Regions from separate parts of the Homo sapiens genome. Here regions 2, 3 and 4 are each linked to region 1. A link is a contact called in ENCODE Hi-C data. All regions are on one chromosome and are shown on one strand. Each heading gives the region's core, a stretch centred on a gene start or an enhancer-like site at or near the end of the contact. The rest is flanking DNA. Distances are from core to core; before and after follow the strand shown.

Region 1 (2,810 bases), core at 237-2,736:
CTTAGTAAATTCTGTCAAATTGTTCTCTAGAGCATATAATTTACATTCCTATTTAAGTGAATTCTATTAAATGCCACTGTTTAAAAGAGATATTCCATTTCTACCCTCAAAAGCAAAGTTTTATGAAGAAATATTTTCTGAATCTCTTAGTTCTCTAACTCCAAGTTTACTTCTATTTAAATCCGTGGAATATTTTAAATGTTAAAAAAAGAAAAGAAAAAAAAAAGCCAGGCGTGGTACCAGTAGTTCCAGCTACTCTGGAGCCTGAGGCGGGAGGATCACTTGAGCCCAGAAATTTGAGGCTGCAGTGAGCTAAAATCACCACTGCACTCCAGCCTGGGAGACTGAGAGAGACTCTGTCTAAAAAAAATTTAAAAAATAAAAAAATTAAAAATCCCAGAAGTAATCCAATCAATAATCTACAGCCCTTTCAAAAAGCCTATAATCATATCAGGTTTTTCCTCTGAAAACTGGCTTTTTAAAAAGGTTGCTACATAGCTCTCTTTTCAGACCTTAAGTCCTTTAAATTTACATGTACCTCCAAGATTACCACCATTCATATAAGTTTTTATTCACACTATTTTGATGAGTAAGTTTCAGACACAATTTAGTGGCCAGTTTTACTGTGCTTTGTCTGCCAAAACTTCCAACCTAAACCATAGCAAATTTTTTAAGTTGGCCAATCGATTCCTATCCAGGGTTAAGGGTCTTTTGAGAGAAAAGAAGAGCTCTTGGACGTAAACAGGTATAAACAGGATATACCTCAGAGAAAAACTCTGGTACAGGACAAATACCACAGAGAAAAGAGTTTAAAATATGGGGAACCCCTACTTGAAGTTCTGACTCAATAAAACTGCAAAGAAGTTCAATGCTGGCTTGGGGAGAAGTGAGAAAGAAAGAACAGTGTGGTGCGCTGGCTCTTGAATCCTACACACCTGCTCGTGCAGGGGGAGGTGCAGCCCCCACCTTAGAGCCGGGACCTCGAACGCGAACGCGCTCACGCGCGCACCGACCCCAGTTGCCGGCCTAGCGCCAGGGCAGTGCCTCACCTGCGTTCCGGTTCCACGGGGCGGTGCTTGTCCACGATGACCGGTTTCGGCGGCGGTTGGAACGCACCGGGCTCGGAAGGCCCAGTGCTCTGCTGCCGGACAGGCCCCGCGTGGACCCCTGCGGGAGCGGACGACGGAGGTCAGAACTCTCGTGCCAACCCTGAGATCCCGCAGAGCCCCGCAATCTCCCCCAACCCGGCGTCCCACGGGGGACCAACGCTGGGGTTGCCTCTGATCTCCAGGTTCGCCTCCCCCATCCTGACCCTGGGCCCCTAACGCGCCCCAGCTCGCAAGTCCGGCTCCACTTACTGCAGGCGATAGAGGCCGGCGGGGGGAGCAGAGTCCTGGCGGCTTGGAAACTCCGGCCTAGGCCCATTGCAGCCCAGTGCCCCGCTGCAATGCAGGCCGCCATGCCAGCTAGCTCACGTCAAGACTACAGCTCCCAGTAATCAGTGCGACGAGGTTGTTGCTGTCTGCCACCATATGGCGGCTGCTATGGGACAAAATGGATAAGTCTCTCCTCGCTCCTTTCCTGATGTCTTAGGAAAAGTGCACGTTTCTCTAGTTCCTCGTAATGCGCCAAGTTACACCCCTCCACAGGGGTGTTCTCCCAGCCTAGAAAGCTTTTTCCTCCCCCTATGAATCCACTCTATCTTCTCAGACAAGCTTTCGCTATGCGAAAATCCCATTGTAGGCCGTCTTTCCCACTGGGTGCCTTCGATTGGCAGCTCTGATCTCATTTGCAATTCTTTCTTGTGTAATTATTAGATTAGTATTTAAATCTGCCATTATACTATAATGAGGCAAGGGAAGGGATAAAGTCTTCTTTTTGCTCACCATGTTATCCCAGCACCTAGCACCTACCTGGGCCCTCACTAACATCTTTTGTTTTGTTGAGACAAGGTCTTCCTCTGTTACCCAGGCTGGAGTGCAGTGGCGCGATCATGGCTCTGCAGCCTCCAACTCCTGATGTCAGGAGATCCTCTCACCTCAGCCTCCCGAGTAGCCAAGACTACAGTCTCGCACCATCACGCCCAGCTAATTTTTCTAATTCTTTGCTGAATGCACAGAAAAGAGAATAGAATAGTTCCTGACAGAACTGCTGGCCCATAGTCCTTGAGACTACACAAAGCATTAACCCTTTGAGGAACCCAAATGAATTTGGGCTGGGCAACTGTGGGTATGGATAGGTGGGAGAAGTAAAGCTGGAAAAGGTAAATTGTAAGTCTTGTTAAGAAATTTGGAAAATGACTGGGCGTGGCCAGGCATGCCTGTAATCCCAGCACTGTGGGAGGCCGAGACAGGAGGGTCCCTTGAGCTCATGAGTTGGAAACCAGCCTGGGCAATATAGTGAGACCGTATCTCTAAGAAACAAACACACAGCCGGGCGCAGTGGCTCACGCCTTTAACCCCAGCATTTTGGGAGGCCGAGGCGGGCAGATCGCCTGAGGTCAGGAGTTTGAGACTAGCCTGGCCAACATAGTGAAACCCCGTTTCTACCAAAAATAAAAAAAATGATCCAGGTGTGGTGGCAGGCTCCTGTAATCCCAGCTACTTGGGAGGCTAAGGCAGGAGAATCGCTTGAACCTGGGAGACAGAGGTTGCAGTGAGCCGAGATCGCGCCATTGCAACAAGAGCGAAACTCCGTCTCAAAAAAACAGAAAAAGAAACACACACAAAAAAAGAAATTTGGAATTTGTTATTTCAGCAGTGGTTATATAAGGATTGAACACTTAGAGTAATGTGATAATTTAACTACAT
Region 2 (2,704 bases), core at 158-2,657, 7.6 Mb after region 1:
CCGTGCTGGGAGAAGCACTACTCTCTTCAAAGCTGTCAGACGGACATTTAAGTCTGCAGAACTTTCTGCTGCCTTTTGTTCAGCTATGCCTTGCCCCCAGAGGTGGGGTCTACAGAGGCAGGCAGGCCTCCTTGAGCTGCGATGGGCTCCACCCAGTTCAAGCTTCCTGGCCACTTTGTTTATCTACTTAAGCCTCAGCAATGGCAGACGCCCCTCCCCCAGCCTCGCTGCTGCCTTGCAGTTTGATCTCAGACTGCTGTGGTAGCAGTGAGCCAGGCTCCGTGGGCGTGGGACCCTCTGAGCCAGTCACGGGATATAATCTTCTGGTGTGCCGTTTGCTAAGACCGTTGGAAAAGCACAGTATTAGGATGGGAGTGTCCCAATTTTCCAGGTACCGTCTATCATGGCTTCCCTTTGCTAAGAAAGGGAATTCCCTGATCCCTTGTGCTTCCCGGGTGAGGTCATGCCTCGCCCTGCTCTGTGGGCTGCACCCAGTGTCTGAGAAGCCCCAGTGAGATGAACCCGGTACCTCAGTTGGAAATGCAGAAATCACCCATCTTCTGCGTTGCTCATGCTGGGAGCTGTAGACTGGAGCTGTTCCTATTCGGCCACTTTGGAACCTCCCCCAAAACTTTAAATATTACATACATGGTGCTTGTTCAAAATGCTTTTACATGCATTTAATATACGGACAACTGTTTCATGCATAACTTTTTATCAAATTACAGCCGTGGAATGACAAGTTACAAATGTTAAGACAATGCTCAATCGCTTATACTACACTTTCAATGAACAGTATGTACAGTTTCTGTTAATGCCTTTATTTTCTATTATGTTTGTTCTGATTGCATACATTGAAATGCAATTTTACATTTATTTGAAACTAATAAAAAATTTGGGCTTGTATTTTGCACATATTTTCCCCATTTTTCTACTAATTCATTTTTACTGTATTTTATAGAAGTACCTTTTACTGACAGATTGGAAAAATAAAGAACCCATTCTTCCCCACGGATAATCTAATAAAGAACCTGTTCTTCCCCACGGATAATCTGGGAAGCTGCTCTAAGAGGCTCATCTAGAGGCAGACAATAAAAGGGTAGAAAGAATGAGGGCCCTGAAAAAAGCTTCTGGGAAAGTAAAAACCCGAACAAAGTTTCGATAACTAAGATTTTTTTCCTGGTTAAATACACTCAACCTGTATTTGGGGTGAGTGTTAGCCGGGTACAAAGGTAGACAAAAGTTCCGAGTGCCGCCGCAATCGTCTCCCACAACATGGGTCTGAGCTACTCAAAATGAGATTTGCCTTTGGAGAAGAGTTAAGGAGCAGGGGGCGTGGCGAGCAGCGTGAGATCATCGGGAAGCGCCGCTCGTGGCGGGGGCAGAGCCGGCGCGTCATTGTCGTCATCGTTGCCCGACCGCTTTCCGGGAGACTGGAGTCGAAGGCCGTGAGGTATTTTTCTAAGGTGTAGTTTCAGTTTTTCTCCTGCTCCTGTTTAACTCCGCTTTTCCTCTCCTGGGATTCCCCTGTCATCCTCTGGGCAGACTGAGAAAATCGGAGTTTGGCTGCGTAGCCTTCCAGGAATGCAGTCTCTCACAGCTCTTCGTTGGGGCAGCATTGTTGGCAGGTCCCCCACTTCCGCTTGTTTTGGGGCTGCTTGCAGGCTTTGGCTTACCCCGGCCCCTCATTTCTCTCTTTTGCTCCGGTCTCTCTCTTTTTCTTCGTTTGTTAACCACCCCCTTCTCAAATCTTGGAAGACGAAGAAATTAAAAACAAAAATCAAAAAACATTGAAGTCTTCACAATTTTCAGCTGTTTTCAATCTTGCTTAGGGAGAGAGGCTAAAGTGGAACGTCTAGGGGAGTAACTTTACTGTGTTAGCTCCGTTTATCATTCACATTCACAGACTGCCTGCTGCTGCAGTATTAGCTCATCTGAGATAGTGGGCTAATTTCGACCTTTAGCTGAAATCTGTAGTGGGTAATCCAAGAGAGCAGTTTTTCTTGATGACCCGGATAAGTTCAGTGTAACTCAAACTTGTTTCAAAATAGCTTTAATGTCCTCAATGTTTGCTGACTACAGTTCAGTTTTGGCTTGATAAAGATGTATTTGTCGCAATGAGATGTTTGCTATCCACTTATTAACCTATTAGGACTGTCTGATGGTGGACTGAACCAAGACTTAACCGTGATTTTTTAAAAAATTAAATTTAAAAATTTTGTGGGTACATAGGTGTATATATTTATGGGGTACACGAGATGTTTTGATACAGGCATGCAATATGTAAGAATCACATGGAAAATGGGGTATCCATCCCTTCAGGCACTTATCCTTTGTGTTACAAACAATCCAGTTATACTTTTAGTTATTTAACTCTGTATTTTTGATTCAAAAACAACAGATTAGCCCTATTGAAGTACAGAGAAATGTTTGTGTTTGGTGGAAATGATAGAACTCATTGTTTTGTTGAAAGATAGTGACAAGTGTGAATAACGGTTTTTCAAAATAAAATTCTCAGTCAAAAGATACTACAGCTGCCTTCAGTTAGCTGTGTTGTATGTATCACAGTTCAAAAGTAATGTAATTTTTTTCTTAACTGCTTTTACCTTTTCAAATGGCTCTTCATATGTATTATCTCAGCTACTGTTTCCAAAGTTGACCCTTCAAGCATGGCTCTAAATAGTTCACATTGGATTAGAGTATT
Region 3 (2,981 bases), core at 88-2,587, 8.2 Mb after region 1:
CCAAATTGCTTTATAGGAGTATTATTAAAGACATGTAAGGTGGCCGGGCGCGGTGGCTGTAATCCCAGCACTTTGGGAGGCCGAGGCGGGTGGATCACGAGGTCAGGAAATCGAGACCATCCTGGCTAACACGGTGAAACCCCTGTCTCTACCAAAAATACAAAAAATTAGCCGGGCGAGGTGGCACACGCCTGTAGTCCCAGCTACTTGGGAGGCTGAGGCAGGAGAATCGCTTGAACCCGGGAGGCGGAGGTTGCAGTGAGCCGAGATTGTGCTACTGCACTGCAGCCTGGGCGACAGGGCGAGATTCTTTCCCAAAAGAAAAAAGACACGTAAGGTATAAAAAAAAAAAAAAAAAAAAAAGCACTATTTCAAGAACATGCTCCAGAATAAAGGCTTTTGTATGAGTTTCAGTTCCAACTAAGATTTACTAGAAGTCTTTTAAAAAGTAACACCTAAAACTAATCGAGACGAAAGAGATCCTTAGTATCTTATTTGGAGGGATGTTACACACAGGAACTTCCGGTTTATTCACAATGAGGTGAGACATCTACCAGGCTTTGAGACAAACTTTAACTTTTCCTATGAACTCTTCTCTAAAGCAGGTCACAGGGAAAAAAAGGGTTTAAAGAGAAATAACTTCTCCGGGCAAAAACTGAGGTTAGCGGGCCTATCAGCTGTTTCTTCTCACTCCACCACTGCTGCTGACTGGAGGAGCAGCCTGGAAAGCAGCCGCCCTCCCGCAAACAGGTAAACCACATTACCTATTCCTGTGGCGGAGGCAAATGGATGGTCAAACCTAACGGGGTAGTGCTGAAGTTCGGGGACAAAAGCCCATCGGGGAGTGGTATAGGATTATTTTTGGACTCTCGAGGGGTGAATCCCAGAGACAGAATACACGCTCCAGACTCCACCCCCACCCCAGATTTCCCTGTTGCAAGCTGGGATGTGGGGATGCGGCGCCGAAGCCAAGGCAGGCCGCGCTGCCGACGTCTCACCCTCGGGGTTACTTTTACTGCACAGGGCGGCGGTCGGAGGCTGCTCTCGCTGCCGCACTGGCCCGGGAGGCCCCTCTCTAGCCCCGCAGGGCCACGAACCGCGGGCCGATCTCAGCCGCCTCCTCCCTGGCTCGACCACCGAGCCGCATTCCTCCGCCGCCACTGTTTTGTGCGGCGTTTTCTTCGGGCTAGGGCTGTCATCATGTTTCCTTCGCCGACTCATTGCCTATGGCCCGCCTCCACCAGCCGCTTCTTCTTTCACATTTTGCAAAGGGATGAGTAGGGCAACAGCACTACAAACCGCACCCCGCACCAACGGCAGCCGCCATTTTGGTCGGTGGGGCGCGCGCAAGAGGCGGCCGCTGATTGGCTGGGTCCGGGAGAGGGGCGGAACTGTTAAGGTGCCGAGGGCGCGCGCACTTCCGCAGCCGGGACAGGAGCCTGCTCTGGAGGAGTGTCTAGGCTCAAAATCCTCCAGACTGGTGGGGGTTGTTCGGGTAGTAGTCAGGTCCGCGTAAACTGAGAGTGGGAGCTTGTGAGTTGGAAAGATTGAATACACTAGCAACTTTTTATTGAATTTACAACGAAAATTGCACGTTAGTCAAATTCAGATTATTGAGAGTCTTCGAATTTCTCAAGAAGAGGAAATACAGTTAATTTTTCATAGATGCTATGTGCATAGAAAAATCCAAAAGAAAGTAGAAAAAATTACTAAATTAATTTAAGAGTTGCTGGATACAAAGTCAATATTCAAAGATCAATGTGTTTCAATAGATTAGCAACAGATATAAAATTGAAGTTTTAAAGAGATACTATTTATAATAGTGCATGAGATAGCAAGTAACTAGGAATAAGTTAAAGATTGTCCTTCCTACAAAGAGAACTATAAAACATTTTTGAGGCCGGGCGCCATGGCTCAAGCCTGTAATCTCAGCACTTTGGGAGGCCGAGGCAGGCGGATCACGAGGTCAGGAGTTCAAGACCAGCCTGACCAGCATGGTGAAACCCCGTCTCTACTAAAAATACAAAAAATTAGCCGGGCATGGTGGTGCGTGCCTGTAGTCCCGGCTACTGGGGAGGCCAAGGCAGGAGAATTGCTTGAACCTGGGAGGCGGAGGTTGCAATGAGCCGAGATTGCGCCACTGCACTTGCAGTGAGCAGAGATCGCGCATCTGCATTCCAGCCTGGGCGACAGAGGGGGACTTCGTGTAAAATAAGTAAATACATACATACATACATACATACAAAAATTAGCCAGGCGTGGTGGCGGGTGCCTGTAATCCCAGCTACTTGGGAGCTGAGGCAGAGAATTGCTTGAACCTGGGAGGTGGAGGTTGCAGTGAGCCGAGATTGCGCCACTGCACTCCAGCCTGGGCAACAGAGCAAGACTCCGTCTCAAAAAAAAAAAAAATTTTTTTTTTGAAAGAAAACGAAGACCTAAATAAATGGTTACACTATGTTCATGGGTTGTGAGACTCAATATTGTTACAATGTCAGCTATTTCCAAACTGACCTATAGATTCAACATAAATACATATGAAGGCCCAGTGTGTGACTGTGTGTGTGTAACATGGTAAGTTTTTTCTAAAATTTATATGAAAATGCAAGGGACCAAAAATATCAATAAACTCTTGAAGATCTCTCGAAGAATAATGAGGGTTGATATCTACCAGGTATCAAGACTTATATGGTAATTAAGACAGTGTTATGATGGTGTCAGGATAGACAAAGATGAAAGAAACAGGATAGCACAGAAACAGACTTCCATATAAATGAACACGATTTAAGACAAAGGTGACCCTTCTGAGCAATGGTAAAAGGACTTTTGAAATTAAATAGTGCTTGGTCTATTTGATGTTCATGTAGAAAAAGAAAGAAACATGACCTTTACCTCAAACTTTATCCCCAAATCAGGTGCATATATATTCATTATAAATTTAATTGTAGAAGATAAAATAACATTTTAGAAGGTATAAATTGTCT
Region 4 (3,017 bases), core at 96-2,595, 8.8 Mb before region 1:
TTCTAGGTGCTGGGGATACTCCAGGATACAAAACAAACAAAAATCCCCGTCTTCATGGAAATACAAATTTTCATTAAAAGTGTACTGAAATTATATTTTTTGTCATCATGCATTTTATCAATTAAATGAAACTAAACATATAACTTATCAAGCGACAGCTCAGGAATAATTTTGCTATTTAAAATAGCAAGGGATTTTCTATTTATTTGCCATAAAAATGTCCATTTTGTTATAATGGATATATCTGGAAACCACTGATACTATTTAACTCTGAGGAATTTAGTTATCACAAGAACATGATCCATGAGGGAGGAGTTTATTTGCAGTGAAGTCCAACCTGTTAATGACAATATTTGGATCATAAAGGAAGTATTGGGCAATCTCCTGGGGTAATCCCACTCATCCATCCCACAGCTCAGTGCCAATTATAATGACTACCTAAGTAAATTAGGATTGCAATTTTATTGACAATTCTGATGAGGAATCTCAGGAGCACGATTTTCGGCAGAGACGCAGATTACTTCATCTCTTGTTTACCTTTTGACTCTGGGACTCTCTGAGGTTCCTTCTAAAGCTGTTACAGAAGAGGGAACTGTTTGTCCAATCAGGGAGCAAAGTCACATTTGACCTCGAATTTCAGCCCTTAGGATCCTCAGGGAATAAACACTCATGCACTTAGTGCTAGTCAAAGACTGCATGATTATTTAACTAAAAAAATTCACATTCCAAGAAGTTAACTGTCAGTAAGATAGGTTTTGGTCTTTCTCATCACATCTTTCCCTTCACAGGCCACCAGTGCCAGTTCGAATTCCCGTCCCCAGCGGCAACCCTTCCGGGTCCAGGCACAGGTACGCGGTGAGAAATATTATTCTCTCTAATAGCAAACGAGGAAAACGAAGGGGGAAGGAGATGGGCCTGGGATACAAAGTTCTGGCACTGCTCTTCGCACCTCACCTCGCTGTTTCTTCCCTCCTAGTCTTCAAGTCCCTTGTCTCCCCGGTCTCACTGCCGCTCTTCCCTCGCTCCCTTCCCGCCGCCTCACTCAAAAGCTACGAACCAGTCGCGGCCGTCAGACTACATTGCCCACAATGCCACGCGCTGGCCAGTCTCGCGTGGGGTTTTCCCTCAGCTGCTGTTATAATTAATGTTAATCAAACCCACATTTCTAGGAAGGAGCCGAGTTATTATCTGCCTCTCCGATAGGATGCCTCTTTGTCTTCACCTGCCATTCCCGCTGTTTCGTGAAGAATCCTCTGTAAAGGGAAATTTGTTCAGGCGACTGCTGTGGCCACCCTCTGCCTCCTCCGGCCTCTGCCCCTGGGAGGTCCCCGGGGGCCTGGGAGTGTCATTGGCGTATGACCGCAACCCTTGCCGCTGCCGCTGACATCGCTACCATGGTCTCCGGCAGCAGCGGCCTCGCCGCCGCCCGTCTCCTGTCGCGCAGCTTCCTCCGTGAGTCCAGCCAGTACTGTCTTCCTGGCGCCCGCGGGTTATTGGCCCCGCCGGACCCAACCTCCTGGCCCAGGCCGCGGCTGGGCCCTCAGGGCTGGACCTCGGCGGGGGCCTGGGAGCCGCTTGGGATTCCGGCTTCGAGTCGGGGACCCCTACGGTGGAAGGAGCTTTGCTGGATACGTGGGGCGGGGGGCATGACTTAGGCCGCTGGCAGATGGAGATATTGGGTGGCTGAGCCAGGATTCGGGTCCGGGAGCCCTGCAAATTTGGGAGCTTGCTCTCGGCCCCGCGGTGACAAATGACAGGATGGGGGTGGCGTCTAGACTGGCCTTATTTGGAGTTGGGGATGAAGAGGTCCAAGGTGAACTTGGTGGGGAAGGTAAGGGTCTGGGTTGAGAGGTAGAGGAAGAGTGTCTCAGTAGGAAGTTGGGGGATGAGGCTGTCCCTAGTACGGAAAGGTCCTGCACTTCGAATTCCCCCTCTGCAGGATTGTATGTCAGGGAAAGATGGTTTCTGCACACGGAGTGGGGTCGGCATAGCCGCATAGACTACTAGAAGCTTATGGTTGGCTGGGACCTAAACCAGCTTATTTGCAGTGTCTCCACCAGGCGATTTGTGGACACATCCGTTCCCGAAAACTTAGTACCCAAGGTTGCTAGTCTTTGAGACACGCTGACTATGGAAAATTCTTGCCATATTCAAAGTCTCTGTGCTTGTCAGGTAGGTTATAGTAGAAAGAAACTTTGGAATCAGCCACATCAGGGTTTGAAGTCTGGCTAGTCCCTTTTCAGTCTGTGTAATAACCCTGGACACTTAATCTGTTTTTCAGTGTTTCCAATCACATGAAAATATTAACACATTTTAAGGGGCCTGAAGCACCATCACTTGTAAGGTGGACCATTATTTTGTTTACCACTAACAATGAAGAACGATTGCTTATTAAAACTGTGACACACCAGTGGTTGTCACATGTATCCTGGTTTTTTAAAAAGTGAAAAAAAATGTGCATTTTAGCAATGATGATGTACAGGATGATCTGGGTTCACTGCAGAATAAGTGGAGCAATTTATATAAAGCATCTCGTATGTAACAAACACTCAAAGTTAGTTTTCTTTTTCCGCTTTGCTCTTAATTCTGCTTGTACTGAATATTTTATGAGACTTAATTCCTTTCTTGAGAAGATTACATTCTGAAAGTGTACATTGATGAGTGTGCACTCAATAGCTAACACTTAGTTGCCAATCACTTGAGGACAAAGGTCTGGCTAGATAACGTTAGCAAGTATGAAATGGTTTGTTTGGTAAAGCTTTCTGGAGATTCTTGAGAGTGTTGTAGGCAGAAGGACAAAAAGAATTCATTATACCCAGTAATCACTCAGGTCAATAAAGTTTGAGCACCAAGAATGAAGTATATTGGATATGGTTTTAAACCAGCTTAATTTGAATAGATAGTGGGTTAGAATGTAGAAGATCAGATGTGCAGCACAGCCACTGTGGTGGGAAACCCTAGGAAGAAGTTGCCCACCTGTGTCTTTCGCTTCTGTGGTCTTGCTAGTCTGAGGTTCT

Evidence for each region. A loop is a pair of places that touch in the nucleus more often than their neighbours do. Pooled maps may share reads with other maps.
Region 2: a pooled map shows a loop between it and region 1 (26-fold over the local background). The contact joins the promoter of C1D here to the promoter of MRPL19 in region 1. A Hi-C loop is called at or near these places in 3 of 50 pooled maps.
Region 3: a loop to region 1 is called in a pooled map, with 8 times the contacts of the local background. The contact joins the promoter of ETAA1 here to the promoter of MRPL19 in region 1. A Hi-C loop is called at or near these places in 4 of 50 pooled maps.
Region 4: a pooled map shows a loop between it and region 1 (6-fold over the local background). The contact joins the promoter of SUCLG1 here to the promoter of MRPL19 in region 1. A Hi-C loop is called at or near these places in 3 of 50 pooled maps.

What each region holds. Positions count from the first base shown.
Region 1 is chr2:75,645,459-75,648,268 of GRCh38, reverse strand. MRPL19 (mitochondrial ribosomal protein L19) reads right to left here and starts at 1,486. Exons shown (of 6, transcript NM_014763.4): 1 at 1,359-1,486; 2 at 1,050-1,167. The coding sequence starts at 1,461. RefSeq lists enhancers at 1,257-1,556, 1,392-1,686.
Region 2 is chr2:68,061,707-68,064,410 of GRCh38, reverse strand. C1D (C1D nuclear receptor corepressor) reads left to right here and starts at 1,407. Exons shown (of 5, transcript NM_173177.3): 1 at 1,407-1,453. RefSeq lists enhancers at 1,056-1,556, 1,309-1,718, 640-1,839.
Region 3 is chr2:67,395,689-67,398,669 of GRCh38, reverse strand. ETAA1 (ETAA1 activator of ATR kinase) reads right to left here and starts at 1,337. Exons shown (of 6, transcript NM_019002.4): 1 at 999-1,337. The coding sequence starts at 1,221.
Region 4 is chr2:84,457,608-84,460,624 of GRCh38, reverse strand. SUCLG1 (succinate-CoA ligase GDP/ADP-forming subunit alpha) reads left to right here and starts at 1,345. Exons shown (of 9, transcript NM_003849.4): 1 at 1,345-1,452. The coding sequence starts at 1,356. It also overlaps a transcript of DNAH6 not described here. RefSeq lists a silencer at 799-988 and an enhancer at 1,169-1,308.